2 separate regions of the Homo sapiens genome follow, and region 2 is linked to region 1. The links are chromatin loops, found by intact Hi-C in ENCODE. Cell type or tissue: gastrocnemius medialis. All regions are shown on one strand. Links, peaks and the distances in the headings refer to the core of each region. The heading gives the core; the rest is flanking DNA.

Region 1 (14,493 bases), core at 1-8,000:
ACTTTGGCTGAACTGTTAAATATGTTTAAATAAGGATTTCTAAACATCACCCCCAGGTCTTTTTCTTCTGTATTTTCCTCTGGCCTTCTATTTATTTGATGTCTTTCAGTTAGGTATTACACCTCTTCGTTTAAATTACATTTATATTACCCCCGTTCATTTGAAAAGATAGCTTCATTTACAAAAGTAATGAATTTATTGTCTTACCTTCATGTTTGGGAAAACATTCAGGGCAGAAGAGAGGAGGAAGATTTCCTCTGTAAGGGCCGGGTAAGTTTTCAACAGCAGGAAGAGCCCAGCAGGCTGCCTGCCTCTCTGCCTCTCCCTGCTCTAGATTATCTTGGCACTCATATATAGAGCAAGTGGTCCTGAGATTTAGCTCCTACCCCAACCGGATTCTCCAACGACAGCAAGAGCCTGACCTTGTACTTAATCTGTGCCTTGAAACCAGATGCATCTTATCAATTACACAGCCTTAGCTACAGCCAGCTGGGACTGTTTGGAAGTTATAGATATGTTTCTTAGAAACATATCTATAAATCAGGAAACACAGCAAATGTTCTCAGTTCAATGTTTAAGTGATTTTCAACCAAAGGAGACTCTGTAAGGCAAGGGATGAGCCTCCTTCTTGTTTCAATCTACTAAACTAAGTGGATGTTTTCATGATTCTCTTAAAAGGTGTTATATGCCAGACTTTGAGATTAAATATTTTATGAAAGAAAATATTTAAATGCAGTTCTGTCACTCAAAATCTAAATAGAATGTTCTGGAGTAGAATTTTTCCCCAAAGTACAGCCTAATACAACCCAATAGTCATCCCTTCATGCTTAACTTTCACAGAATAATCAGAAAGAATATCAATTTTTGTAAACATATTTGAGGACATCACTAATTTTCTCAAGAACTTCACTTAATCCTTTGATAATCAGATCACTGTGTTGGAAAGTTCTTCTCAGGGTCATTATCCACATCCATTTTCTCTCCTTTGCTTTTTATCTTGTCTTATTCTACCAGGTCTTTATTTTCCCATAGCTTTGCATTGATTCTAGCAAGTCCCCAACATCACCTTCATACATTTAATAAAATGCTGCTTATTTTGCAAGATTTTAGATTTCCTATTGAAACTGAGCTACAGTTGGCCAGGCGCGGTGGCTCATGCCTGTAATCCCAGCACTTTGGGAGGCCAAGGCGAGCGGACCAAGAGGTCAGGAGTTCGAGACCAGCCTGGACAATACAGTGAAACCCCGTCTCTACTAAAAACACAAAAAAATTAGCCAGGCATGGTAGCATGCACTTGTAGTCCCAGCTACTCAGGAGGCTGAGAGAGAAGAATCACTTGAACCCAGGAGGCGGAGGTTGCAGTGAGCTGAGATCGCACCACTGCACTCCAGCCTGGGAGACAGAGTGAGATTCCATCTCAAAAAAAAAAAAAAAAAAAAAATTGAGCTACAGTTTTATTTGTATTGTTGGACCAAATATTCTAACACTAGCTGCTAGTGCATTATGAGTGAGGTAGAATAAATGTTAAGCGGGAAAGAAAATTTGAGTTAAGAATAATTTTATAAGTAAACATTCCATTAGTGAAGATTTTCTAGCTTTAATGACTTTTTCTTCCTATATCCAAAGCACTGGAATAATAAAGACAACCCCTATCCTCCCCTCATAAATTAATGGTGGTTTCCAGAGACAAAGCTTCCGCATCTTTTGTTCAAAGCTTTAGTGATTTGTGTGGAAGAAATTTTGTCACAGAGACAAAGATCCTGACTCCTGAAAGAAATATTTTTTATTCAGCTCCAACTGCATAAATTCCAGATGCCATAGACTCATCTTAAATTCTCAATATACAATTCCATTTCAGCGGCTCTCTTAGTTTGGGTTCCCCCAGAAGTAGATTCAGAAACAAGAATTCAATTGCAAGTAGTTTGTTTTTGTTTTTGTTTTAAGAGATAATCTTAGAAAGCACCACTGGAAGTGGGAAAGTGAGATTGGGGAGAAAAGAAAGTCAATAAAGGGTGTTTTATCAAGCAAGAGACTCCAGTGGGCAATTTGAGTTCAGTTCTAATGAGGAACTCTGAAAGACATTGCACACGAACTCTGCAATTAAGAGTTAGTCCAGCCAGGTGTGGTGGTTCACACCTGTGATCCCAGCACTTTGGGAGGCTGAGGTGGGTGGATCACTTGAGGTCAGGAGTTCAAGACCAGCCTAGCCATGATGGTGAAGCCCCATCTCTACTAAAAATACAAAAAAAAAAAAAAGCCAGTTATGGTGGTTCATGCCTGTAATCCCAACTACTCAGGAGGCTGAGGCACGAGAATCACCGGAACCCAGGAGGCAGAGGCAGCAGTGAAGTGAGATTGCACCACTGAAGAGACTGCACTGCTGAAGAGCAGCCTGGGTGACAGAGCGAGAGCCTGTCCCCCAAAAAAAAAAAAAAAAAAAGAGTTAGTCCAATTAAGGGGTAAGGAAACCCATCGCTGATGATGAAGGTAGCTTCTGAACCCATTGGCTCTCTGGCACTACCAGCTTGCCCTGGGGGCAAGCTAAGCACACGCCTGCAGCCATAAGTAAAGGTTTTCAAGCAGGGAATTGTAGCATTTGCAATATTTGCAGGTGTTTACCTTTGTCATTTAGAGGCGAGCGATGAAGGAATATGGGTAGGGTACCAACAGCATCTGCTACAGTAGCTTTTTATTTATATATACATGCATGTATTAATTTTTTCATCCTGAATTTGATCAATATTTTCTAAAATGTGTAATATGATAGGCTATCAGCTTTGACAGGTAGAAGCCTTAAGCTATATCCTTCCTTATTTTTGTTCTTTACATGCTATAAAGGACCGTATTAGCCCATTTACAGAATATCCTTAATCTAGAGGATGATTTGGATATATTTATAGTAATTTAGAACTTGAATTGTTCAGCTCAGGTATCCCATAGATCATTCAATTCTGAAAGGGTTACAGAAACTTCCTTTCCCCAATTGCCTTGCACACTCCTACCTTCATATCTGTAACATCACAAGAGCATTTCTTCTGTCTGCAATTTTAATGGAGGAACCATTAGCACAAAGGCTTTAAATGCAGGTGGGAGCAACACTGTGGGAAGTTTTACTGCTAGCATAAGTTGTATGGACTTTATTCACACAATGAGTCACTGAGAATTCACCCACTGGAAGTTTTTAAGAAAGAATCAAAGCAGTGTTTTAGATTGATTGAAACAGTAGCTGTGTGCAGCCTACATAGAATAGGTAAGGAAAGGAAGCAGGAAGCGTGACTTGGAATTTATTTCAGTAGTTTAGACAAGGGGATCAAGGCCTCATTTAAAAAGGGATTGACACAGCTGTCTCTACAAAAAACACAAAAATTAGCTGGGCATGATGGCACATGCCTGTAGTCTCAACTACTCAGAAAGCTGAGGTGGCCCAGAAGGTTGAGGCTGCAGTGAGTTATGAGCAGGTCACTGCACTCCAGCCTGGGTGACAGAGCAATGCCTTGTTTCAAAAACAAAAACAAAAACAGAAACAACAAAAAAAGAAGGGGCTGGGCACGATGGCTCACACCTGTAATCCCAGCACTTTGGGAGGCCGAGGCAGGTGAATCACTGGAGAGGTCAGGATTTCAAGACCAGCCTGGCCAACATGGTGACAACCCCTGGACAACATGGTGGACAACTGTAATTCCAGCTACTTGGGAGGCTGAGGTAGGAGAATCACTTGAACCTGGGAGGCAGAGGTCGCAGTGAGCCAAGATGGCACCACTGCATTCCAGCCTGAGCAACAGAGCAAGACGTTGTCCCAGGAAAAAAAAAAAAAAAAAAGGAAAGACAAAAAAGGCAGAAGAATTCACAGGGTTTAGTGATTAAATATGGTTTCAAGTCTGATTGACTCAGAGAATTGAAAGAATTTAAGAAAAATTTAAAGGAGGAAGAAAATTAGAAGTCAAAAAGGAAGAGATGGTTTTGGAGAGGGGACATTTTTACTTTGGGGAAAGCATCCAACATATAATGGAGGTCTCTTTGGGAAGAGACAGGCTTCACCTATGTCTCTTGGAGGGGGACATGGGTGGAGCTGCTAGCATGGAGGTATCTAACTAAAATCATGGACTTCAGTGAATCTTCTAGAGACTGAACATAATGAACCATAAAACCACAAGAAATGCCCCTGTTCAGGAGTAAGAAGAAAAAAAGTCCCAAAAAGGAGAGGTTACAGAAAAAGAAGAAAAACCAAAACAGTGCAACATCAAGCCAATTCAGGAGAATTTCAAGATGAAGAACCCAGTCAACAATTACTCCCAGCAAATGCCCAGCTTGGATTTGCAAAGCACAGTGCATTGTAAATTAAATGTTCTGAAAGTTCTGTAACAAGTAAAACTTTTTTAACTTTTTCAACCCAGAATTTCTCAAGTTCATGTGACCCCCTGGACTTTTATTTCTAACAAACCCCAAAACTGGTATATGGGCATGCTTTGGCAAATAAATGGTGTCTGAGCCAAAGCTAAATCAGTAGAAGGATAAAGCAGATTTCTGCCAGACTGGGGAAGGGTCAATAAGGGCACAGCCCTCTCCTCATCTCCTGTGACACCAGCTCTTCCCCATTTGCCCTCACCTCCCTTGGCAGCTCTTCAAACACTGTTAACATCCCCAAACCCTAATGAAACTATTACTCCACCGATGATATCAGGAAGCAATTCTGGTTCACCACAGGGAGATATTTGAAAACATTTTAACGAAGCTATTTCATTTACTAGTCATTTCATTTTGCTCTGAATTGTTCCAACAGATTTAGCTGACTCTGGGGGTTTCAGAGGAACAAACTCACTGGGGAAGAGTAAAAGCCTCCTTTTTCCTCCTCTCTTGTATTGAGGCTGATAAGGTCAGAATTGAACCGGCCAGGAGTTGGAGTGAAGAAGCAAGAGCATCCCCTAGTGGCAGACTGCTCCAGGCCCTAGAGTCAAAGAATACCATTAAGCTCTGGAGTTAAACCACTCAGGAGGGAGTGAAACACAGTGAATCTTCCTAGGCTCCCAGGCAAGTGCTTGTTAAGCTAATAAGTACTCCAGGTGGTGTTGCTTTTTCCATTTAAAGTGTCACACTGTGAACAGTTTGAGAATGAAAAATGGCTGCCAAGCAATGCCTTATTCAAAGGAAGATTTCAGTAAAATGATGATTATTAAATGCTTTATCATTACACATAATAAGATGCTGCCCATCTCTGCTGGAAGCACTGCATTAAATGCTGTGATCTGTGCATTAATTTAAAGTGAGGCCACTAGATTAATACTCTCTGTTGGCATCCGGTTCTTCATAGGAAAGTTGTTTAAGGTTTAAATAGATTAGGAAATACAAGGTTTCACACTTCCCTTCTGGACAGACTTCTGGACAGGTGCCGTTGTACTTTTCCACACTGGACAAGCTTTTGCCCTGGTGACCCCGATGGCTGCAAATGGCAAGAATCAAATTACAATCACGAGGAGATAAGAAGTTTTGTCGTTATGGTTTTTAATAGCGACAGGCATTTGCTAAATTTAGGAGAAGGCCCAGATTTGTTTGGGTTTCTGAATGGCATCTGGGTTTTTCAGTTATTGCAATGCACATTGTAGCAGTAGCCTGCAAGTACAAGATACATTTCATTTGGTTTAAATTTGAATTAAGTCAAACAGCTCTGAGAAGGAAGACATAAAATACAAAGATTTCAGTGGTTCTGTAACTGCCTTATGTAAAGTCCTGTGGAGGAAGGGTAAAAAAGGACAAGGTCATTTATTTGATCTACACTTCAAACTTGTGGTGCCTAAACGGAAAGTTGTTTTTGTTTTCATACCAAGAGCTCAGCATGCAATAGACCTAAAATAAAAATCAATCACTCAGAAAATGTCAGGCCACCCCTTAATTTTAAGCTATAATTCTTTAAACAATCTTTAAACAGATATGTTTTAATATCAGATTCATCGTTAAATATTCCACAGGCCAAGAAAGAATAAACAATGTGGTTAAAAAAAGTAAAATCCTAGGCGGGTGGATCACAAGGTCAGGAGTTCGAGACCATCCTGGCCAACATGGCAAAACCCCATCTCTACTAAAAATACAAAAATTAGCTAGGTGTGGTAGCACACCTGTAGCACATGCCTGTAATCCCAGCTACTCAGGAGGCTGAGGTCGGACAGCTGCTTGAACCCTGGAGGCAGAGGCTGCAGTGAGCCGAAATCGTGCCACTGCACTCCAGCCTGGGTGACAGGGAGGGACTCTGTCTCAAAAAAAAAAAAAAAAAGAAGTAAAATCCTGAATTGTGCAACCTCTTAAAATGTTTGTGAAAAAAAATCTTAGTAACCAGGGAAGAATATTCACAAATACCTAACTAGAAACTTCTTAGGAGGAAAATTTTTCTAAAACCAAAATGAGTACTAATTTGTATTTCTTTTGTTTTGTTTTTTTTATTTTTTTATTTTTTTGAGACAGGGTCTTGCTCTGTCACCCAGGCTGGAGTGCAGTGGTGTGACCACAGCTCACTGCAGCCTCAACCTCCTGAGCTCAGGTGATCCTCCCACCTTAGCCGTCCCTTGAGTAGCAGGGACCACAGGCACATGCCACCATGTTCAGCTAATTTTTATATGTTTTGTAGAGCTAAGGTTTCATCATGTTGCCCAGGTTGGCCTCACACTGCTGAGTTCAAGTGAACCTCTTGCCTTGGCCTTCCAAAGTGCTGTGGGCCTCTAATTTGTGTTTCATTTATACAAATATGTGCTCTGAAAACAGATAATCTGGGTTCAAATCTTGGGCAGGTTTGTTCATCTCTCTGACTTTCTGTTTTCATATCTGAAAGGTGGAAATCATATTATCTGACCCCTAGGGGTATTATATTAAATGAGATAATCCAAATACAACAATTATAGCATCATGCCCAGAATATAGTGAGCTTACTCCAATAAATATGAACTAGTATGCAAATTATCATAAACAATCCAGCTGGGCACAGTGGCTTGCTCCTATAATCCCAGCACTTTGGGAGGCCAAGGCAGCAGGATTGCTTGAGGCCAGGAATTCAAGACCACCCTGAGCAACATGGCAAGACCCCATATCTACAAGAAAATTTTAAAAATTATCCATGCATGGTGGTGCATGCCTCTGGTCCCAGCTACTCAGGAGGCTGAGGTGGGAGGGTCACATGAGCCCAAGAGATTGAGGCATCAGTAAGCCATGATCGTGCCACTGCATTCCAGCCTGGGCAACAAAGTAAGAACATGGCTCAAACAAACAAACAAACAAACAAAAAATTGGGCCGGGCGCAGTGGCTCACAGCGGTAATCCCACCACTTTGGGAGGCCAAGGTGGGTGGATCACCTGAGGTCAGGAGTTCGAGACCAGCCTGACCAACATAGTGAAACCCTGTCTCTACTAAAAATACAAATATTAGTCGGGCATGGTGGTATGCACCATAGTCCCAGCTACTTGAGAGGCTGAGGCAGTAGAATCGCTTGAACCTGGGAGGTGGAGGTTGCAGTGAGCTGAGATTGCACCACTGCACTCTAGCCCGGGCAACAAAGTGAGACTCCGTCTCAAAAACAAACAAACAAACAAAAAAAAACAGTGAAACAATCCGAATAGTCATCAATGATGGATTGGTTAAATAATGTATAGCATATACACACTTTTTTTGTTTTTTTTGTGAGACTTGCTTTGTTGCCAAGGTTGGAGTATAGTGGCGCCATCTTGGCTCACTGTAACTTCCACATCCTGGGTTCAAGCTATTCTTGTGCCTCAGCCTCCCAAGTAATTGGGACTACAGGCATGCGCCACCATGCCTGGCTAATTTTTTTTGTATTTTTAGGAGAGACAGGGTTTCACCATGTCACCCAGGCTGGTCTTGCTCTCCTGAGCTCAGGCAATCCACCTGTCTTGGCCTGACAACGTGCTAGGATTATAGGCGTGAGCCACTGCACCCAACGACAGTATGTACACACATTAAATGGAATATTATTCAGCTAAATAAATGGAAGAAACACTCTATGCACTGATATGGAAAGATCTACAAAATATACTCTAGAGGTGAAAAAAAAAGGTGCAGAACAGTATAGCATTTTGGGTTAAAAGAAGGGAGGAGAATAAGAATATATATTCTATTTGTTTGCATTTGCATGAAAAAACTCTCATAGGATACACAAAGAAACTAATAAAAATTCTTATCTGAAGATTAATGTGGGAAGGAAACTAGGTGAAGAGATGGAAACAGAATGAATAGAAAAAGGTGGGACTAAGAATTTTACTTTCCACTAGTTTTATAGTTTTAATACATTAATGAATGTATTTCTGATTTTTTAAAAATATAATTACTTAATTTTATTTTGTTAGCTTTTATTATTTTATAATTCAAAGTACAAAACAATAAGCATCCTGGCTGGATGTGGTGGCTCATGCCTGTAAACCCAGCACTTTGGGAGGCCAAAGCAGGAGAATCACTTGAGGTCAGGAGTTTGAGACTAGCCTAGCTGACATGATGAAACCCCATTTCCACTAAAAATACAAAAAAAAAATTAGCCAGACGTGGTGGTGCACACTTTTAGTCCCAGTGACTTGGGAGGCTGACGCAGGAGAATCGCTTAAACCCAGGAGGTGGAGGTTGAAGTGAGACAAGATCACACCACTACACTCCAGCCTGAGTGACAAAGTGAGACTCCACCTCAAAAAAAAAAAAAAAAAAGAATAAGCGTCCTAATATATTCTTTGTCCTTTGTTTGTTTGCTTGTTTGTTCATTTGTTTATTTGAATGAATCATGGGATACTGTAGGGATACACATAGCACTAAAAGTAACAGCAATCTTACTAAAATGCTTCATGGTCACCAGGACCAAAAGGATGGTCTGGAAGGTAGATATAGTAATTCATAGATCTTTACTTTAGTGCACCACCAATCTATTTCTTTGATATTTATGTGACCAAGTTTCCAAATGCAAGCTCTCAAAGTGAGCATATGAGTAAACATCACTGCTGCTATGTAATTAAATATACACGAAATGTAATAAATTACCCAGACTCACAAAGAAATTGGTTTCATTCTCTTCTTTCTCCTTTTCATCTTCTACTGATTTGGGCCTGTTTCTGGAAAGAAAATGTGGCTTGCCAAAAAAGGCATCAAACAAATCTTGTCTCAAATTTAGAGTTCACAATCTGCTATCTGTATTATCCTCATAGGCCTCAATTTTCTTACATAACAAAGGGAATGAAACTTTTTATAGGATTGATGAGATTCAAGATATATAAAAACCATAGTACATCATCTTGAGCACATATAAGCTCCACACTCATGAACAATAAATGAGTTTCTTTTAAATATGCATAAGTAAATGTGAACCAAAGAGAAATTTTTATCAAAACAGTTTATTTTTTTCTTATTATACTTTGAGTTCTAGGGTACATGTGCACCACATTCAGGTTTGATACACAGGTAAACATGTGCCATGTTGGTTTGCTGCACCCATCAACTCATCATTTATATTAGGGATTTCTCCTAATGCTATCCCTCCCCCATCCCCCTACCCCCCAACAGGCCCTGGTGTGTGGATGTTCCCTGCCCTGTGTCCAAGTGATCTCATTGTTCAATGCCCACCTATTAGAGAGAACATACAGTGTTTTTTTTCTGTTCTTGTGATAGTTTGCTCAGAATGATGGTTTCCAGCTTCATCCATGTCCCTGCAAAGGACACGAACTCATCCTTTTTTATGGCTGCATAGTATTCCATGGTGTATATGTGCCACATTTTCTTAATCCAGTCTATCATTGATGGACATTTGGGTTGGTTCCAAGTCTTTGCTATTGTGAATAGTGCTGCAATAAACATACATGTGCATGTGTCTTTATAGCAGCATGATTTATAATTCTTTGGGTATATACCCAGTAATGGGATTGCTGGGTCAAACAGTAATTCTAGTTCTAGATCCTTGAGGAATCGCCACATTGTCTTCCACAATGGTTGAACTAATTTACACTCCTACCAACAGTGTAAAAGTGTTCCTATTTCTCCACAGCCTCTCCAGCATCTGTTGTTTCCTGACTTTAATGATTGCCATTCTAACTGGCATGAGATGGTATCACATTGTGGTTTTGATTTGCATTTCTCTGATGGCCAGTGATGATGAGCGTTTTTTCGTGTGTCTGTTGGCTGCATAAATGTCTTCTTTTGAGAAGTGTCTGTTCATATCCTTTGCCCACTTTTTGATGGGGTTGTTTGTTTTTTTCTTGTAAATTTGTTTGAGCTCTTTGTAGATTCTGGATATTAGCCCTTTGTCAGATGGGTAGATTGCAAAAATTTTCTCCCACTCTGTAGGTTGCCTGTTCACTCTGATGGTAGTTTCTTTTGGTGTGCAGAAGCTCTTTGGTTTAATAAGATCCCATTTGTCAATTTTGGTTTTTGTTGCCATTGCTTTTGGTGTTTTAGTCATCATGTCCTTGCCTATGCCTATGTCCTGAATGGTATTGCCTGGGTTTTCTTCTAGGGTTTTTATGGTTTTAAGTCTAACATTTCAGTCTTTAATCCATCTTGAATTAATTTTTGAATAAGGTGTAAGGAAGGGATCCAGTTTCGGATTTCTACATATGGCTAGCCAGTTTTCCCAGCATCATTTATTAAATAGGGAATCCTTTCCCCATTTCTTGTTTTTGTCAGATTTGTGAAAGATCAGATGGTTGTAGATGTGTGGTGTTATTTCTGAGGCCTCTGTTCTGTTCCATTGGTCTATATCTCTGTTTTGGTACCAGTACCATGCTGTTTTGGTCACTGTAGCCTTGTAGTATAGTTTGAAGTCAGGTAGCATGATGCCTCCAGCTTTGTTCTTTTGGCTTAGGATTATCTTGGCAATGTGGGCTCTTTTTTGGTTCCATATGAACTTTAAAGTATTTTTTTCCAATTCTGTGAAGAAAGTCAATTTGCAGGTTGATGGGGATGGCATTGAATCTATAAATTACTTTGGGCAGTATGGCCATTTTCACAATATTGATTCTTCCTATCCATGAGCATGTCATATTCTTCCATTTGTTTGTGTCCTCTTTTATTTCATTGAGCAGTGGTTTGTAGTTCTCCTTGAAGAGATCTTTCACATCCCTTGTAAGTTGGATTACTAGGTATTTTATTCTCTTTGTAGCAATTGTGAATGGAAGTTCACTCACGGTTTGGCTCTCTGTTTGTCTGTTAATGATGTATAGGAATGCTTGTGATTTATGCACATTGATTTTGTATCCTGAGACTTTGCTGAAGTTGCTCATCAGCTTAAGGAGATTTTGGGCTGAGACGATGGGGTTTTCTTTCATATATATATATATATATATATATATATATATATATAAATTTTTTTATTACACTTTAAGTTCTAGGGTACATGTGCACAATGTGCAGGTTTGTTACATATGTATACATGTGCCATGTTGGTGTGCTGCACCCATTACAATCATGTCGTCTGCAAACAGGGACAATTTGACTTCCTCATTTCCTAATTGAATACTCTTTATTTCTTTCCCTTGCCTGATTGCCCTGGCCATGGCCAGAACTTCCAACAGTATGTTGAATAGGAGTGGTGAGAAAGGGAATCCTTGTCTTGTGCCGGTTTTCAAAGGGAATGCTTCCTATTTTTGCATTTGAGTGAGTTTCTTAATCCTGAGTTCTAATTTGATGGCACTGTGGTCTGAGAGACAGTTTGTTGTGATTTCTGTTCTTTTACATTTGCTGAGGAGTGCTTTAGTTCCAATTATGTGGTCAATTTTAGAAAATGCAATGTGGTGCTAAGAAGAATGTATATTCTGTTGATTTGCAGTGGAGAGTTCTGTAGCTGTCTATTAGGTCTGCTTGTTGCAGAGCTGAGTTCAAGTCCTGGATATCCTTGTTGACATTCTGTCGCATTGATCTGTCTAATATTGACAGTAGGGGTGTTAAAGTCTCCCATTATTATTGTGTGGGAGTCTAAGTCTCTTTGTAGGTCTGTAAGGACTTGCTTTATGAATCTGGGTGCTCCTGTCTTGGGTGCATATATATTTAGGATAGTTAGCTCTTCTTGTTGAATTGATCCCTTTACCATTATGCCTTCTTTGTCTCTTTTGATCTCTGTTGGTTTAAACTCTGTTTTATCAGAGACTAGGATTGCAATCCCTGCTTTTTTTTTCTTTCCATTTGCTTGGTAGATCTTCCTCCATCCCTTTATTTTGAGCCTATGTGCATCTTTGCATGTGAGATGGGTCTCCTGAATACAGCACACTGATGGGTCTTGACTCTTGATCCAATTTGCCAGTCTGTGTCTTTTAATTGGGGCATTTAGCCCATTACATTTAAGGTTAATATTGTTATGTGTGAATTTGATCCTGTCATTATGATGTGAGCTGGTTATTTTGCCTGTTAATTGAGGCAATTTCTTGATAGCATCAATGGTCTTTACAATTTGGCATGTTTTCACAGTGGCTGGTACCAGTTGTTTCTTTCCATGTTTACTGCTTCCTTCAGGAGCTCTTGTAAGGCAGGCCTGGGGGTGACAAAATCTCTCAGCATTTGCTTGTCTGTAAAGGATTTTATTTCTCCTTCACTTACGAAGCTTAGTTTGGCTGGATATGAAATTCCGGATTGAAAATTCTTTTCCTTAACAATGTTGAATATTGGCCCCCACTCTCTTCTGGCTTCTTGGGTTTCTGCCAAGAGATCCACTGTTAGTCTAATGGGCTTCCCTTTGTGGGTAACTTGACCTTTCTCTCTGGCTGCCCTTAACACTTTTTCCTTCATTTCAACCGTGGTGAATCTAACAATTGTGTCTTGGGGTTCCTCTTCTAGAGGAGTATCTTTGTGGTGTTCTCTGTATTTCCTGAATTTGAATGTTGGCCTGCCTTGCTAGGTTGGGGAAGTTCTCCTGGATAATATCCTGAAGAGTGTTTTCCAACTTGGTTCCATTCTCCCCATCACTTTCAGGTACACCAGTCAAATGTAGATTTGGTCATTTCACATAGTCCCATATTTCTTGGAGGCTTTGTTCATTTCTTTTTACTGTTTTTTCTATAACCTTGTCTTCTCACTTTATTTCATCAATTTGATCTTCAATCACTGATACCCTTTCTTCCACTTGATCAAATCGGCTATTGAAGCTTGTGCATGTGTCACAAAGTTCTCGTGCCATGGTTTTCAGCTTCATCACGTCATTTAAGGTCTTCTCTACACTGTTTATTCTACTTAGCCATTCATCTAACCATTTTTCAAGGTTTTTAGCTTCCTTGCAATGGGTTCGAACATCCTCCCTTAGCTCGGAGAAGTTTGTTATTACTAACCTTCTGAAGCCTACTTCTGTCAACTCATCAAAGTCATTCTCCATCCAGCTTTGTTCCGTTGGTGGCGAGGAGCTGCGATCCTCTAGAGGAGAAGAGGCGTTCTGATTTTTAGAATTTTTCAGCTTTTCTACTCTGGTTTCTCCCCATCTTTGTGGTTTTATCTACCTTTGGTCTTTGATGTTGGTGACCTACAGATGGGGTTTTGGTGTAGATGACCTTTTTGTTGATGTTGATGCTATTCTTTTCTGTTTGTTAGTTTTCCTTCTAATAGTCAGGTCCCTCAGCTACAGGTCTGTTGGAGTTTGCCAGACCCTGTTTGCCTGGGTATCACCAGCGGAGGCTGCAGATCAGCAAATATTGCAGAACAGCAAATATTGCTGCCCAGTCCTTTCTCTGGAAGCTTTGTCCCAGAGGGGCAGCTGCCTATATGAGGTGTCTGTCAGCTCCTACTGGGAGGTGTCTCCCAGTTAGGCTACATGGGGGTCAGGGACCCACTTGAGGAGGCAGTCTGTCCATTCTCAGAGCTCAAACACTGTGCTGGGAGAACCACTGCTCTCTTCAGAGCTGTCAGACAGGGACATTTGTCTGCAGAAGTTGTCTGCTGCCTTTTGTTCAGTTATGCCCTGCCCACAGAGGTGGAGTCTAGAGGCAGTAGGCCTTGTTGAGCTGCGGTGGGCTCCACCCAGTTTGAGCTTGCTGGCCACTTTGTTTACCTACTCAAGCTTCAGCAATGGCAGACGCCCCTCCCCCAGCCAGGCTGCCACCTCGCAGTTCGATCTCAGACTGCTGCACTAGCAGTGAGCAAGGAACTGTGGGCATGGGACCGGCTGAGCCAGGCACGGGAGAGAATCTCCTTGTCTGCCAGTTGCTAAGACCTTGGGAAAAGTGCAGTATTTGGGTGGGAGTGTCCTGTTTTTCCAGGTAGTCTGTCACAGCTTCCCTTGGCTAGGAAAGGGAAATCCGCCAACCCTTTGCACTTCCTGGGTGAGGCGACACCCAGCCCTGCTTCTGCTCGCCCTCCCTGGGCTGCACCCATTGTCCAACCAATCCCAGTGATATGAACCAGGTACCTCTGTTGGAAATGCAGAAATCACCTGTCTTCTGTGTCAATCACGCTGGGAGTTGCATACCGGAGCTGTTCCTATTCAGCCATCTTCACTCCTTCCGTCTCAAAACAGTTTATTAGTCAAACACAGTGGCTCATGCTTA
Region 2 (15,812 bases), core at 4,912-12,911, 85 kb before region 1:
TTCTCCTCCCATCTGAGCCCTTCATGCTCCTTCTGGCTCCAAGTCCTTGCTCCTTCTTTTCCCCAGATCTTTGCTCCCAGCTGCTGCCCTTACATAAACACTTCTTCACCTCATCCCATAAGATAACCCATACTCAACATCCAAAGCTCAGTTCAAGCTGAGAGCTTTGGCAACATGATACAAGTGGGAAGTATGTTCATGTGGGGGCCAGCAGCCCCTGGCTCTGCTATGTGATTCTGGAAATTGACTTAACTTTATGTTACCTCTCTGTCTGATGTATAAAATAAAACATAAGTAAATCTCTAGAGATCCTTCTATCATGAAATTCTAAGTCTTACTTTGAAGCCTGTTCCAACTAATTCAGCCCACAGACAACAGGCCCACTCCCTTCACCACCTTTAAGGCCAAATTAAAAATCTGAAGATTCCTTCTTGAATCATACATATGATCCCCCCACCAACACATTATGAAATTTTTGAAGACAGAGACCCTATCTTACACACATTTGAAATCCCAACAACAACTAGCCTCCTTAGAAGATCATTGTGTGAACTCTGCCAAATACTCTGGATAAGTGACTACTTGCAGACATGGCACTCGGGACCCAATAGAAGTCACCCTGACATCATTCTAGGGGGTGCAAAGGAAGTCATATAGTTTGCTCATTCACCAGCCTACCATTTACCTTCTCACCAGGTGCAGAGTCTAACCTGCTATACTTTTCATGGCTTCTTCCTCTATAATGAAATCAGTAACATGGTCTCCTATTAACTTTAGATGCCGTTGTTCTCAATTTGACCAGCCAATATGTGGAGTTACTAGACAGAGAACAACTGACCACACGTGAGTACCAACCTAGTTTCTTCCCAGCATATTGTTACATTCTTAGGAAAAGAGAAAATATTGCTGTTCTAAGTTCCACGTCAGCCCAGAACTTGAAAATCTTAGTACCAATTATTGTCTCTGATGCTCTCTAGACACTAGAATTTCTCCAGGGTACAAAGCAATCTCCAGCTCCAGCCCTTTGCAGGCATCAGAAACACCAATAGACTACGATTTTCCAATTGCCTAAACCTACTGATCACAAGGTCAGGGCCTTCTCTTCCCTTATTTCAATGTTAAAATCATTTCTTGTAGTTCCACATCCTACCTTTTAGGATAAAATGTGAGCATGAGGACCTGAGCCCCACTTGGGTCTGACCCTCAGTGCTAAAAAGTTGGGCCTTGGCTTGGTTTGCCCTTCTTGCTGGGCTCTGACTCTCCTCCTCCACTTATTTGCTATTCTTGCCATTTCAGGACTCCAAGCACTTCGTCAAGATCCGTGTATTAGTGTCCAGAGAGCAGCTGAGGCTGCTTTGCAAACCCTCCTGAGAAGGTGTAAAGAGACAAGCATTCCTCTGTAAGCCATCAAGAAATAAACTGCTGGCTTTTCCTATATCTGACTCCTGTCTTCATCCTATTACCTCACAAACTTGGAGCATCTTGAGGAAAGAGATGCTGCCTACGATGGGGATATAGAAGTGGTGGTATATTTCTTCCTCTCTAGAATCTCCTTGGTGGCTTCCATTAGCAAAAAGCAAATCCCACAAGTTCACTTCAGGGATAACCTGTGATTTGGATCGTGACAGCCACATGGCTTTGCCTAGGTTAGCCCTCTGTCTTGAGAAAGTAAGTCCCAGCAGATATCAAAAAGCGGCAGAATTTGACCCACATAATTCTGCTGCCACTAAAAAGAGGTCCACTGTTATTTTCCGCATGTAGCCCTTTCCTCTCAGATCTTTGCCAGCTTTGAATTACTACCCACACTCCTCTTTTTAAAATCAGTCTTATGATAAACTTTAACCTGCCTATTCTCTCCCAGGTTGTAATTTATGTGTCAAGAGTATGCCAGGTACTTTTCTACAAAAGAACCTGTCTGGCATTCTATTAAATATCATCATTTCCTTTCTACTTTTATCCCAGAACAACAGTGCATATGCACGCACACAAGCACGTGTGTGTGTGTGTGTGAGTGCGTTCATTTCTTCATAGTATCTGGATTATTATTCTTTCTTGTTTTTCACAATGCATAAGTGAAAGGTTACATACATGAAATTACATACCTAAAAACAAGTTTCTTTTTTTTTTTTTTTTTTGAGACAGAGTCTCTCTCCGTCACCCAGACTGGAATGCAATGGTGCGATCTCGGCTTACTGCAACCTCCACCTCCCAGATTCAAGCAATTCTCCTGCCCCAGCCACCTGAGTAGCTGGGATTACAGGGGCCCACCACCACACACCTAGCTAATTTTTGTATATTTTAGTAGAAACAGGGTTTCACCATGTTGGTCAGGCTGGTCTTGAACTCCTGACCTCAGGTGATCCATCTGCCGTGGCCTCCCAAAGTGCTGAGATTACAGGCATAAGCCACTGCCCCCAGCCCTAAAAAGAAGTTTCTAACACAGATACTGGCACTCATTTAAAAGCACCATCATGATCATTTATTAGCACCATTATTAATATATTACTTTAGAATGTCCGTGCAAATTTTTATTACTTATATTCTAATATCTTCATCTCCAAGCTGTTTGGGGAAACATCTTTGTTTCTACAAAACCTAGGGAGCAGTAGAATCTTTTGGGTAAGAGATTATGGACTAGGAGTCCATTTCTTTATTCATTTAACAAATATTTATTGAATGCCTACAGTTTTATAAGGCATTGTTATAGCCACTGGAACTACAACAGGGAGGGAAAATAGAAAAATTGTGCCTTCAGGGTGCTCATATTCTATAAAATCTATGTATAAATTCCAAGAAATGGAGCCAGCCTCCCAGATAGCCCCAGTGATTCCTGCTTCCTGGTATTCATGCCCCTGGGAAGTCCCCTCCTACAATGAATAAAACTGACCTGTGCAACCAATACAATATTTCAGAAATGATGGACTATGACTTGGAAGACAAGGTCATAAGTAATAGTGCATTCTCTTGATTCATTCATTCTGGAAGAAGCTAGCTGATGTGTCCTAAGGACACTCAAGCAGCCCTGTGGAGAGGTCCAGGTAGCAAAAAACTCCTGCAAACAATGAGCACTGAGCTGCAAGGCGTGTAAGTGAATCATCTCCGGAATGGACCCAAGAGCCCATTAGTCTACAGACGACTGAAACCCCAGCTCACTCACACATTGACTGAAACCTAGGAGTGTGAGATAAAATACACCTGCCCAGCTAAATTTGAATTTCAGATAAATGTTGAATTTTTTGGTAAAAATATATCCTAGTTATATATTACACTAAAAAACTATTTCTTGTTTATCATGAATTCAAATTTAGCTGAGCATCTTGTATTTTTATTAGCAAAATCTAGCAATTCAAGCAAAATCTAATGAGAATCTTTAACCAGAATCATTAACCAAGCTATTCCCAAATTCCTGAACCATGAAACTGTGTGAGATAATAAAACTTTAGTGTTTTAAGCCACTGGGTTTTGAGGTAATTTGCTAGGCACCAGTAGGTAACTGTTACACAGAGAGTCCATGATCCTAGCAAAGTTGTATACGAATTTCTGTATAGAATCGCATAGGTGCATTTTCTGGGTAATGGCTTTCATTAACTTCTTAGTGGAGTCAGAAGCTATTCCCAAGCACAACATATGTGAAACAGAGCAAAAAAAAAGAAGGCAAAAGACATGGGTTTAGTTGACCTCTTTTGGCAGATTATTTTAAGTCAAATGACGTTGTGAAATAGTGCTATCCAATATAACTTCTGCAACGATGGAAATCATTTTTTCTTTCTTTAGTGACCAACATGGTAGTCACTAGCCATGTGTATCAACTGAGCATTTGAAATGTAGGTAGTTGAGGAATTCAATTTTTAATTTTATCTAATTTTAATTATTTTATTATTTATCAATTTTTAAAAATCAAACCTAATATTTAATTAATTTTAATTAACAGAAATTTAAATAGTCATGTATAGCTAGTAATTATGGTATTTCACAGGACAGTTTCAGAATGTAGGGCAAAAAGTATTAATAGAATTTGGGTTGAGCCACTACAGAACTATAGGACATCCTCGACAGGAGTGTAAATTCACTCACATAGGAATTTGTTGGGTATTTGTATATCTCCACCACAGCCCCCTTCCTGGCATGCAGCATAGGGCCTTTCTCATAGATTGATTGATCGAAAGTAGGTAGAATGGCCACACAAAACACACATTGCCTCTGAAACCTTTAACTGTCTAAACCCTTATCTTAGATTCACCTTGTTCTAAGACTCTCTTTCTCACAAATCCTGGTTCCACCACTTACTAGCCATTTGACTTCGAAAAACCACTTAACCTCTCTGTACTTCAATTTCCACAACTGTAAGATCAGGATAATAATTTGATTATTATTATCTGACTAAATATGTTAGTCCATTCAGGATGCTGAGACAAAATATCTTAGTAATCTGCAAGCCACAGAATTTATGTTTACAGTTCTGGGACTGAGAAGTCCAAGATCAAGGTGCCAGTAGATTTGGTGTCGGTGAGGGCTCATTCTTCATATGTTCCTTCTTTCTGTGTTCCTTCTCGCTGTGTCCTCACATGGTGGAAGAGGCAGACAAACTTCCTCAGGCCTCTATTATAAGGGCACTAATCCCATTCATGAGGGTGGAACCTAATCAACTTCCAAAGGCTCCATCTCTTAATACCATCACCTTGGGCACTAGGTTTCAACAAATGAATTAGGGAGAAACACAAACATTCATACTATAGCCCAAGTAAAGCATTTAGAAGCCCGGCACAGAATCATTGTTTAATCAATATTTATATTGTTAACTATGCAATATAAATATTATGATATTAGCAAATTTATCATTATAATCACAAATATTAGCATAAACTCAATGGTTGGTATATAAACCCAGCTGATGATCTCAGCCCCATGTGGCCATATTCCTGGCCCTGTGAATATTGCTGCCCTTCATAGGAGACTGAAGATGAGGTGGCCCCTCTAATTCAGGAGACCTCAGCTCAGCATCTGCTGCTCCTGCTCTGCCTGTTTCATAGTTGTTTCTCTTGCCAGACCCCATCAAAGTCTTCTTACTTGCTCTCATAACATACAGTACACCACAGTCAGGCTTTGTAACAGGAGACACATTTAGATCTCTTTTTCATCCCCAACAAATATTCCTACCATTCCCCCTCAGAGAGTTGTCACTAGTCCTCCTTGATACTTCTCTTCCCAGTCAGTCCCCCAGGGCCCTCTGTGGTTCATTTCTATAGTTCAAACACAGGCAGGTTACTCAAGTGAGAAAGTCCCTGATATGGTTTGGCTGTGTCCTCACACAAATATCATCTTGAATTATAGTTCCCATAATCCCCACATGTCATGGGAGGGACCCAGTGGAAAGTAATTGAATGATGGCGCAGTTACCCTCATGCTGTTCTTGTGACAGTGAGTGAGTTCTCACAAGATCTTACGGTTTTATAAGAAGCTTTTCTCCCTTTGCTCAGCGCTTCTCTCTCCTGCTGCCTTGTGAAGAAGGACGTTTTTGCTTCCCCTCCCGTGGTAATTGTAAGTTTCCTGAGGCCTTTTCAGCCATGCAGAACTGTGAGTCGATTAAACCTTTTTCCTTTATAAATTACCCGGCCTTGGGTATTTCTTCACAGCAGCATGTGAAGGGACTAATACAGTAAATTTGTACTGCAGAGAGTGGGTTGCTGTTGTAAAGATACCTAAAAATGGGAAAGCGACTTTGGAACTGGGTAAAAGGCAGAGGTTAGAACAGTTTAGAGGGCTCAGAAGAAGACAGGAAAATGTGGGAAAGTTTGGAACTTCCTAGAGACTTGTTAAATGGCTTTGACTAAAATGCTGACCAGTGATATGGGTAATGAAGTCCAGGCTGAGGTGGTCTCAGATGGAGATGAGGAACTTGTTGGGAACTGGAGCAAAGGTGACTCTTGCTATGCAGATACTGGCAGCATTTTGCCCCTGACCTAGAGATCTGTGAAACTTTGAACTTGAGAGAGATTATTTACGGTATCTGGAGGAAGAAATTTCTAAGTGGCAAAGCATTCAATAAAAAGCAGAACATAAAGTTTGGAAAATTTGCAGCCTGATGATGCGATAGAAAAGGAAATCCTATTTTCTGGGAAGAAATTCAAGCTGGCTGCAGAAATTTGCATAAGTAAAAAGGAGCTGAATTTTAATCACCAAGACAATGGGGAATATGTCTCCAGGACATATCAGAGACCTTCATGGCAGCCCCTTCCATCACAGACCTGGAGGCGTAGGAGGGAAAAATGGTTTCATGGACAGGGCCCAGGGCCACCCTGCTCTGTGCAGCCTCAAGACAGGGTTCCCTGCATCCCAGCTGCTTCAGCTCCAACCATGGCTAAAAGGGGCCAATGTACAGCTCAGGTCGTTGCTTCAGAGTGTGCAAGCCCCAAGCCTTGGTGGCTTACATGTGGTGTTGGGCTTGCAGGTCAACAGATGTCAAGAATTAAGGTTTGGGAACCTCTGCCTCGATTTCAGAGGATGTATGGAAATACCTGGATGTCCAGGCAGAAGTTTGCTTCAGGGGCAAAGCTCTCATGAAGAATCTCTGCTAGGGCAGTGCAGAAGGGAAATGTGAGGTCAGAGCCCCCATACAGAGTCCCCACTGGGGTACTGCCTAGTGGAGCTGTGAAAAGAGGGCCACTGTCCTCCAAACCCCAGAATGGTAGATCCACTAACATCTTGCACCATGCACCTGGAAAAGCTGCAGACACTCAATGTCAGCCCATAAAAGCAGCCAGGAAGGGGGGCTGTACCCCACAAAGCCACAGAGGCAGAGCAGCCTAAGGCCATGGGAGCCCACCTCTTGCATCAGCATGCCCTGAATGTGAGACATGGAGTCAAAGAAGATGATTTTGAAACCTTAAGTTTTAATGACTGCCCTATTGGATTTCAGATTTGCATGGGGCCTGTAGCCTCTTTGTTTTGGTCAATTTCTCTCATTTTGAATGGGTGTATTTACCCAATGCCTGTACCTCCATTGTATCTACAAAGTAGCTAAATTGCTTTTGATTTTACAGGCTTATAGGCAGAAGGGACTTGCCTTGTCTCAGATGAGACTTTGGACTTGGACTTTTGAGCTAATGCTGGAATGAGTTAAGACTTGATAGGACTGTTGGAAAGATATGATTGTATTTTATGTGAGGACATGAGATTTGGGACAGGCCAGGGGTAGAATAATACGGCTTGGCTGTGTCCTCACCCAAATCTCATCTTGAATTGTAGTTCCCATAATCCTCACATCATGGGAGGGACCTGATGGGAGCTAAATGAATGATGGGGGCAACGACCCTCATGCTGTTCTCATGATAGCGAGTGAGTTCTTATGGGGGTAATGACCCTCATGCTGTTCTCATGATAGTAAGTGAGTTCTTATGAGATGTGATGGTTTTATAAGGGGCTTTTCCCGCTTTTCTCAGCACTTCTTTCTCCGGCTGCCATGTGAAGAAGAATGTGTTTTCTTCCCCTTCCACCACGATTGTAAGTTTTCTGAATCCTTCCCAGCCATGCAGAGCTGTGAGCCAATTAAACCTCTTTCCTTTATAAATTACCCAGTCTTGGGTATTTCTTCATAGCAGTGTGAGAAGGGACTAATACAGTCTACTTGAGAGTCTCAGGGAAATAGAGTTGTAGAGGAAAAGCATGTTCAAGTATTCTTGAAGAAATTACAGATTTCTTTTAGTCTCACTCCTGTTGTTTTTCTCACTATTAGTTGCACATATAATCATTTTTCAATTTTTGTTTACTTTAGGATGGAGATTTTGTAATGTTCATGGACTGCCTAGTGGCTAAGCACTGCTTTGAAGAACTCTGAATCATATTATTTTGCTACTCAGAACTCTGCCCTTTAACCCAACAGTGGAAGCCAGTGTTCTGCTGGTAAATCAGGCCTGTTTAGTTTGGCTGACCCTGCCATGGAGGCAGTTTTACCAGAAAAAAAGAAGAACAAAGATCACAGACAGGAAGAAACAAATAGGCTTCCAGTGAAAGAAGCCAGAGAAATTGCTCAACTGGAGTTGTCCCAGTTACTGCCACTGTTTCAAAGGATAAAGTACAGAAAGAGGCACTTCTGAAGCACTCACCAGGCTCTAAAATTAGAGCAAAGTTTTCTAATGGTTTTTACTCTTACTTGAGTTAGTCTCCAACCCCACCATCATCCTTCAGATTTCCTGAGTATAGAAATAGAGAATGCGTAGTCAATTAGAAGGGCTAGTAACCTGTGAGCTCATCAGGAGCCTGGCAGAGAAAAACTTTCTGATAACAGTTTTATGTAGCTGCAGCCTGGGAATTATCATTTCTTCAGATTTCTCTTTCTTATGCATTGCTGGTATCCCTTAAACCATGACAAGCAGAAAATGTGACAGAGTCGAGGAACATGAGGGAGGGACAGTGGAATTCATTACAAGAATGTATGTGTGTGTGTGTTTGTGTGTGTGTGTACATGTGTGTGTCTGTGTGTGTAAAAAATCACCAAGTCATGACCTGAAAAAAGGACACTTGCTTTCTACCTCTACTTTGTCAGACTTTCTTTATCCAACAAAAACATCCTTACTTATTTGTATTCCTTCTGGATGAACTGTCCTGGATTTTATTTATTGAGTTATGTGGTTATCCTAAAGGCAAGATAAATTTGGGGAATATAACTTTCCAAATATATGTGACTCATAGCTTCTTTTTCAATTTGGGAGCCACTGAAAAACACAAGATAAGAAATCCCTTCTCTTACATTACCTACCACTACCTCCAAATATTCTGGGTCTGAGGATTAAAATAGTCAATACCCTAGAACTTTCTTAACTGCACAGTGGTCAAAAGAGGCTCTATCTTGGAGATGGAGAGCCTGGGAAACTGCTTATTAGCCTGCAGTACAGGTTAACTAGGACTTTTTCAATTTTTCAAAGAGAATAGCGGGTGTTTGAATCTACCTTTACTCTGCTTCCAGTGGAATCATAAGAAAACCATTCATTATCCAATCCTCAGAGGCTGTGCTCAGGGTTGAAACAGTGGGAATGTGCCTGCCCTGTGGATGGGGCAGATAGGCCTGTGGGCAGGGCTTGATGGTGGCAGTTTCCTGATCTGTTACATTCAACAGAGGACAGAATGAAGCCCTTTCGACAATAGCAGAAAAGTTTTATTAAGAGATAAAGATGACCAAATAGCAAAGGGACCAAACGTTGAATGACAAATTGAGTTAATCTTTATTCAGAAGACAGTGGGCAACTAAAAGGGGTTCTTGATCAATATAGTAAAATGATAAAATCAGCGCTGTAGGACATGATTAACAGAGTAGATAAACTGGTAAATCAGACACTAGCTGATAGGTTTTTAGACTAAGGAAATATATAAAGAAATGACAGAGGTGGCCAGGCACAGTGGCTCACACCTGTAATCCCAGCACTTTGGGAGACAGAGGCAGGCGGATCACCTGAGGTCAGGAGTTTGAGACCAGCCTGGCCAACATGGAGAAACCCTATGTCTACTAAAAATACAAAATTAGCCAGGCATGGTGACACATGCCTGTAATAATCCCAGTTACTCAGGAGGCTGAGGCAGGAGAATCACTTGAACCAGGGAGGCACAGGTTGCAGTGAGCCGAGATTGCACCATTGCTCTCCAGCCTGGGCAACAAGAACAAAACTCTATCTCAAAAAAAAAAAAGGAAAAAGAAAAAAGAAATGACAGAGATAATTTTGCTTGGAAGATTTAAAGGGGTGAATCAAAGAAAACTGAGAATTTAAGCTTAAATGACTAGGATAATAAAATGAAGCTGCTTCTTTCCCAAGATAGGTGCTTGTTCCCAAAATTGCACAGCATGGAAATAAGAAAATACCCTCAGAAGCCGGGGGCGGTGGCTCACACCTATAATCCTAGCCTTTTGGGAGGCCAAGACGGGAGGACTGCTGGAGCCCAGGAGTTCAAGGCCAACCTAGACAACATAATGAGACCCCCATCTCCACCAAAAATTTAAAAAGTTAGCTGGCCATGGTGGCACGCACCCATAGTCCCAGCTACTCAGGAGGCTGAGGTGAGAAAATCACCGGAGCCCAGGAGGTCGAGGCTGCAGTGAGCCATGATGACACCACTGCATTCCAACCTGGGTGACAGAGCAAAACTGTCTCAAAAATAAACAAATAAAAAAAAATACCCTCAGTGATGTTGCATTCCACTTTTGTGAAGCAGACCGCCATGCAGTTCATGTCTGGACTTGAATGAGAGGCTTATTTTAAATGCTATTATATTTAAGAAATTTCTGCTTTTGACCATTATGGAGTGACAGGAATTAGATTTCCTCTTCCACCTTAATCAACTGGAAAAAAATGAAAGTCAATGGTTTTTAAACATTTGACAAAAGTCATTGAAGGATTATGACCCCCAAGAGAAGGGAAACAAATGAGGTGAGACTTAGACTTGCCACGGCTTACTTCCCGGTGGCGATTTCCAGGCCACTGCACAGGTAGGTGGATTTCAAACAGTGTCCATTGGCTTCACTGAATTGAAGAACTAAAACCTCAGTTTGGGGAGTCAAGGCATTAGAATTTATAGAGTAAATTGCCTGAGACAAAGGAGCTGCACAAGGAGGAATGAGAGCTCTGGAGCTCAGCAGAGTGGGACCGTTGCTGATCTATGCTGAGTGCTGACTGGAAGCTGAGCTGTGTACAAGTGAGGGAGAGAAGTACCAGAAACCAGAAAGCCTAACAATTCCTAAAATTCACATAAGGAGGGATCATTTCGTACCAACCAGAATGGAAGGACATAATATAAACTCTAGATTAATGGTAGCTTTTGATTGCACTAAAAGATTTAACCTATTCTACGTAAGTTAGCTGTGCATTAGGATCAAATCCAGCATGAAACAATGTAAAATTTGTCAAAAAATTGTAAGTCATTCAAAAAAGAAATAATATTAACCAAAAGAAACTTTTTAAAAATAATTGAAATGGACCCATAAATGCCAAAATTGATTGAATTAATATATTAAAACTTGTAATGCTATTAAAAATGTGCTCCATATGCTCAAGACAATGAGGACAAAAATAGAAAATATTAAAAACTTAATAAATTATATAAATATATATTTTATATATATATATCCTTTAGGATATATATGATATCATATATCTATATCTATCCGACTGGTTCTGTTTTTCTGAAGAACCCTAATAAAGATTTATGTACTGAGAGTGGTTCTAGAGAAACAGAATTTCAAGGACAAGTTTTCTGATTTGGATCTGAGTTTAAAGATGCTAATGACTCTATTTCCAGTAGTAAAGAAAGCACTTACACACCATGGCATGAACTGGTAATAGAGATAAACGAAATATCTGCATTGGATATTTCTGATCAACCACTCATAAGAAGCAAGGAACTAGGCAACTAGCAGCATTTACTGGCACATGATAAGCACTACTGAAGTTTTAGCTTTAAATGTTAACATTGCTCTTTTCTGGTATTCAAGTCTTTGCATTACACATCTGAAGATTGAGGACCAGTGTTCTGTCTCAGAAGAGATGGTAATTCCAGCCTACGTTGCTGAGCTCCTGTATTAGATCTTTGAGGCACTGCTATTTCAATATGAGAGAAAAGTGTCTCCCCAGCATCTGCAGACACAATATATCTGATTTATAAATTTAGTTTGATCTCTTTGCATTACTTGCCAGGATTGCCAAAGGGCAAGCTTTTGAAGCAAAATTCCTCAGAAACCCACTGAATGAAGCAACAGTTTCACCCAAAAAATCACACCAGTTCACAGTCTCTACTACAGACTGAATATTTGTGTCACCCCACCCATTCATATGTTAAAGCTTTAATTCCCAATGCAATGGTATTTGGAGGTAGATTCTTTGGGGGATATTAGGTATAGATGAGGTCATGAGGGTGGGGCCCTTTTGATGATGTTAGTGCCCTGATAAGGAGAGTAAGAGACCAGAGCTCCCTCTTTGTCCACCATGTGAGGACACAGAGAAAAGGTGGCCATCTGCAAACTAGGAAGCAGGCCCCTGATAGACACTAAATTTGTCATCTTGGACTTTCCAGCCTACAGAACTGTGAAAAATAAATGTTGTTTAAGCCACCCAGTCTGTGGTATTCTGTTATAGAGACCTGAACCAACTAAGACAGTCCCCTCCTTTCTCCCATCTAAATTGGAAAGAATGTTTATTGCAAGATTATAATTCCCAGTATACATCCAAAAGAACTGTTAGCTCCAGTCACCTCCACTGTTAGAAGCAGGACTAGCAGTCTCTTCATAAGCCAAAGTCCCAAGATCAACTTTTCCAAAACTTAGGCCTATTTGTCAACATTGTTTAGATCTCAGTAATTGCTAAGCTTCCTCCTTAAGCCTTCTGGCTCCTTGTCTACCACAATTTTCAACTTCCCTACCCTCAATCAATGCTCCACAGGGAAGGTTACAGGAAACCTCCATCTATATTCAAAACAAGGAAGGAAGATAATTAGGAGGATCATACTACTCATGGAACAAAAGAAATGTCTTGCCTATTTAAGTCTATGCTGACATTTCATAATACTAGCACTCTAGCTATAGCAAGAAACCACCCCTACACGACTCATTTAACTATGCTGCTGTCTGGCAAGACACGACTAGCATACAATATCCGCAAGGTCTACAAGACAGTAAAGGGGCCAGTGCTAGAGTGAAACAGGATGAGCTCTACTCTGGGAGATAAAGAGATTTTTTAAGACTAGACTTTCTGCTAACTAGCTGTGAGACTGTGGAAAGTGACTGTAAAATGGACATTTTATTGAGCATATACAGCCAGTGTACTGAGCAATGAGGATAAGTCACTATTTTCACCAAGCTATAGGGGATTTGGGAACCAGATTTCCTCAAAAGTGCCTTTCTCTGCCACATTTAATGAATCTGTGCCCATGTCCATGCTAAACAGCCAATCATTACATTATTAAGAGACTCAAGATACTTTGGAAGGCTCATTATCATCATACCAAAGCTGCTTAATTCTATAGGGTCACAAGGGGGTCCAGTCAGTGGGCTTGAATACAGCTTTATATAATGCCTGACTTCAGGAGTTGCTCTTGGTGCTACCTGTGCAAAAAAGAGTTTCTGGACTTAGAGTTCAGTTGTGGCCCCTTATTAAATACTGTCATAATGCACACGTGGGTTGTATATGGCCTAATGATACACCAATCCTAAGCCTTTCATGTTAATCCATTTTCTCTTAGGGATGCCAGGCAAAACTTTTTCTTTAATAAGAAAATTATATTTTACTGTTGCTGAAAATTCCTTGACCTCTCTGTGTTCCCAGTTGACTAGGGCAGCTGATTATTTTGTAATAGACCCTCAAGCCAACATCGCATGTGCTTCGTTTTTCAGTCAATGTTTCTCTGTCTTGGACATCATTGATCTGCCGTATAACTAAGTCCCCTTCCCTGGAATTCAGTGCAAGTCTCCTCTCATAGAGATGCATGGAAATAACAGTGATAACAGAGCAGTTCCTATGTTTGTCTTTTCACAGGAAATTGTCCTCAGCCTATGAATTGAAAAGAACATTTTCATGTTTTCTTCTCTTGCCCACCTTCTCACCTCCAGCCCACCCCTTTCAAACAACGGCAGTCTTTCCATCTGGTCTTGTTAACCCCTGGCTGAGGAAGCAAATTTTTCTATGTGATTGATATCTTGAATGTAAATCTAGAGCTTTGCCTTCACAGCCTGACAGGAATAAATAAAAAGACAAATTGTAGGTGCTTTGGTTGTCACAGCAGGGGCTCCTATCATGGCATCAGCTTTCTCGTCCACAAATGTGTGAATGGCCTGAAAGTCCAAGGTAATTGAAAGGCAGGCATAAACCTGTTTTCTCAGACATTAATGGAAATTGCCTCCTACTGATGTCGCTTTTCTGGCTTAGTGTTCTGAGAAAGAAACAAGCCATTCTGTTTCTAACACAAGTATTGAGTACGCTTTAACTAGTCCATCAAGGAAGAAAAATCTCAGTGGACTGGTATGGCTACTCAGTTCTGCCAATCCCATACTAAGAATGGCCCAATTTATCTCTCTCTTTCTATCTCTCCTGCCTCCCCTTTTCTTTTCTCTTCTCTTCTTTGTCTATCCGCTCTACTTCAGAGAAGAGAAAGAGAAGTATTGGATACCCCTGAATACCCACTTCATCTTGTGCCCAAAGTATGCAATATCTTAAGTTTTCTTCAAGTTTATGATGATGACCACTTCCACTAGCTATTATGCTGTGAAAATAATCCAAATGCCTGTGGTGGGTGAGTATGTGTGTATAAGTGAGTAAGTTTGTGTGTATTATGTGTGAGTATGTGTGTATTATCTCCAAATAATCCAAATGCCTGTGGTGGGTGAGTATGTGTGTATAAGAAATGTGAATAGGAACATAAAGAAAATACAGAATAATGATAAACCATGGTGCCGTGGTTTGCATGTGTTTCCCAAAGTTCATGTGTTGGAAACTTAACCTCCAATGCACGTGTTGGGAGGCAAGCCTTCATAAGAAGTGATTAGGACATGAGGTCTCTGCTGCTATGAATGGATTGTGTTGTTGTAACGGGAATGGGTTAGTTATCATGAGGGTGCTTTTGTTATAAAAACGAGTTCAGCCCCTGCTTCCTCTTGCTCTCTCTTGCCCTTCCACGTTTTGCCATAGGATGATGCAGCATGAAGGCCCTGCCAGATGCCAGCACCATGCTCATGGACTTCCCAGCCTTCAGAACCAGCAGCCAAATAAATTTATGCTCATTATAAATTACCCAGTTGGTGATATTCTGTTATAACAGCATAAAACAGACTGAGACAGGACGGGTTCAAAAAATATTGATTAATACACATACCTTGACCGAAAGAAAAAGTGATTACTAATTGGACACATAAGTGGACACATAATAAGCCGGGCACATAAATGGACACATACTAGGCTGTTTCAGGGAATGCTGTATAAACCAGCTGCTCAGCACTTGCAGCTCTTAGCAGTTACAAAACAACTAGATGGTTCACAAGACTCATGTGAAGCTGAGATTAGCCATGATCTGCCCAGCAAAGAGGGCAACCCTCAATCAGATTAGCCAGTTACCTGGCTAGTTGCTAGGTAATCCAAAGTTCCGGGGGTCACTTGTCAGATTTCCTGCTTGGCACTCCACATCCCTACCATACCCTACCTGAATACGAAGAACCCTCCTTCTCTTTCAAGGTGATTACAAGTCATCCTGCACTGGGAAAGAAGGTTACATTAATAACAGTTTGAATGGGGCTCATTAAATCTCAGGGCTTAGAGAAGCAGCACTACTTTTGATCAATTAGGAAATACATAAGATGTCACAGGAAGGCACTTCTCAAAACGATTAGGAAATATTCTCAGGCACCTTCTCTGCCCAGGTAACTTGTAGCGTCCTCATGAGTGGTAAGCGATGATCTGTAGGATGTGCCTTGGCCTCCACATAGCTCCCTGAAGCTAGTGATGATTAATGCACCAGCCAATTTCCTTCTCTTTGTCTGTTCCTTCTGAGGGCCAAATGACTCTAATCTCAGCAATGCTTTCTGCCCTCTGCCTCCTCCAAGGCTCTATCCCCTTCTAACCCAGATGACCCTCACCTGATCTGAGGCACAGGAAAGGGCAGGAAGATGGAATTCTCACAGTCTTTATTCTTTTTCCATTTATTTTTGTGGTATAAAATCATTCCCTTAACTTTCCTCAAAGCCTCTCCATAGGTGTTCAAGAACTTATTTTGGAAGTTTCAAAACATTTTTAAAAATTTAATCTTAAAAATGACTTTCTCCTTGCTGACCTGCTGCGACAATCCTA

Evidence for each region. Peaks named below come from ENCODE experiments on the same cell type or tissue, not always from the same donor. Only the 100,000 strongest peaks of a DNase experiment are listed, where the experiment ranks them.
Region 2: it touches region 1 in a loop (3-fold over the local background); 8 of 110 quality-filtered maps call a loop at or near these places.

The regions. Positions count from the first base shown.
Region 1 is chr5:40,895,331-40,909,823 of GRCh38, reverse strand. It overlaps C7 (complement C7), which reads right to left and starts at 327. Exons shown (of 18, transcript NM_000587.4): 1 at 208-327. The coding sequence starts at 213. RefSeq lists an enhancer at 13,438-14,087. In gastrocnemius medialis, for the core only: a CTCF peak has its summit at 4,929 (motif pointing left); a DNase peak (open chromatin) is centred at 4,912; H3K27ac peaks cover 1,275 bases.
Region 2 is chr5:40,983,643-40,999,454 of GRCh38, reverse strand. C7 (complement C7) reads right to left here. Exons shown (of 18, transcript NM_000587.4): 18 at 14,812-15,812. MROH2B (maestro heat like repeat family member 2B) reads left to right here. Exons shown (of 42, transcript NM_173489.5): 41 at 778-843; 42 at 1,297-1,435. The coding sequence ends at 1,403. Among named protein-coding and RNA genes, the nearest start is that of MROH2B, 80 kb to the left of the region's middle. In gastrocnemius medialis, for the core only: no CTCF peak of the experiment used is centred there; a DNase peak (open chromatin) is centred at 7,924; H3K27ac peaks cover 1,954 bases.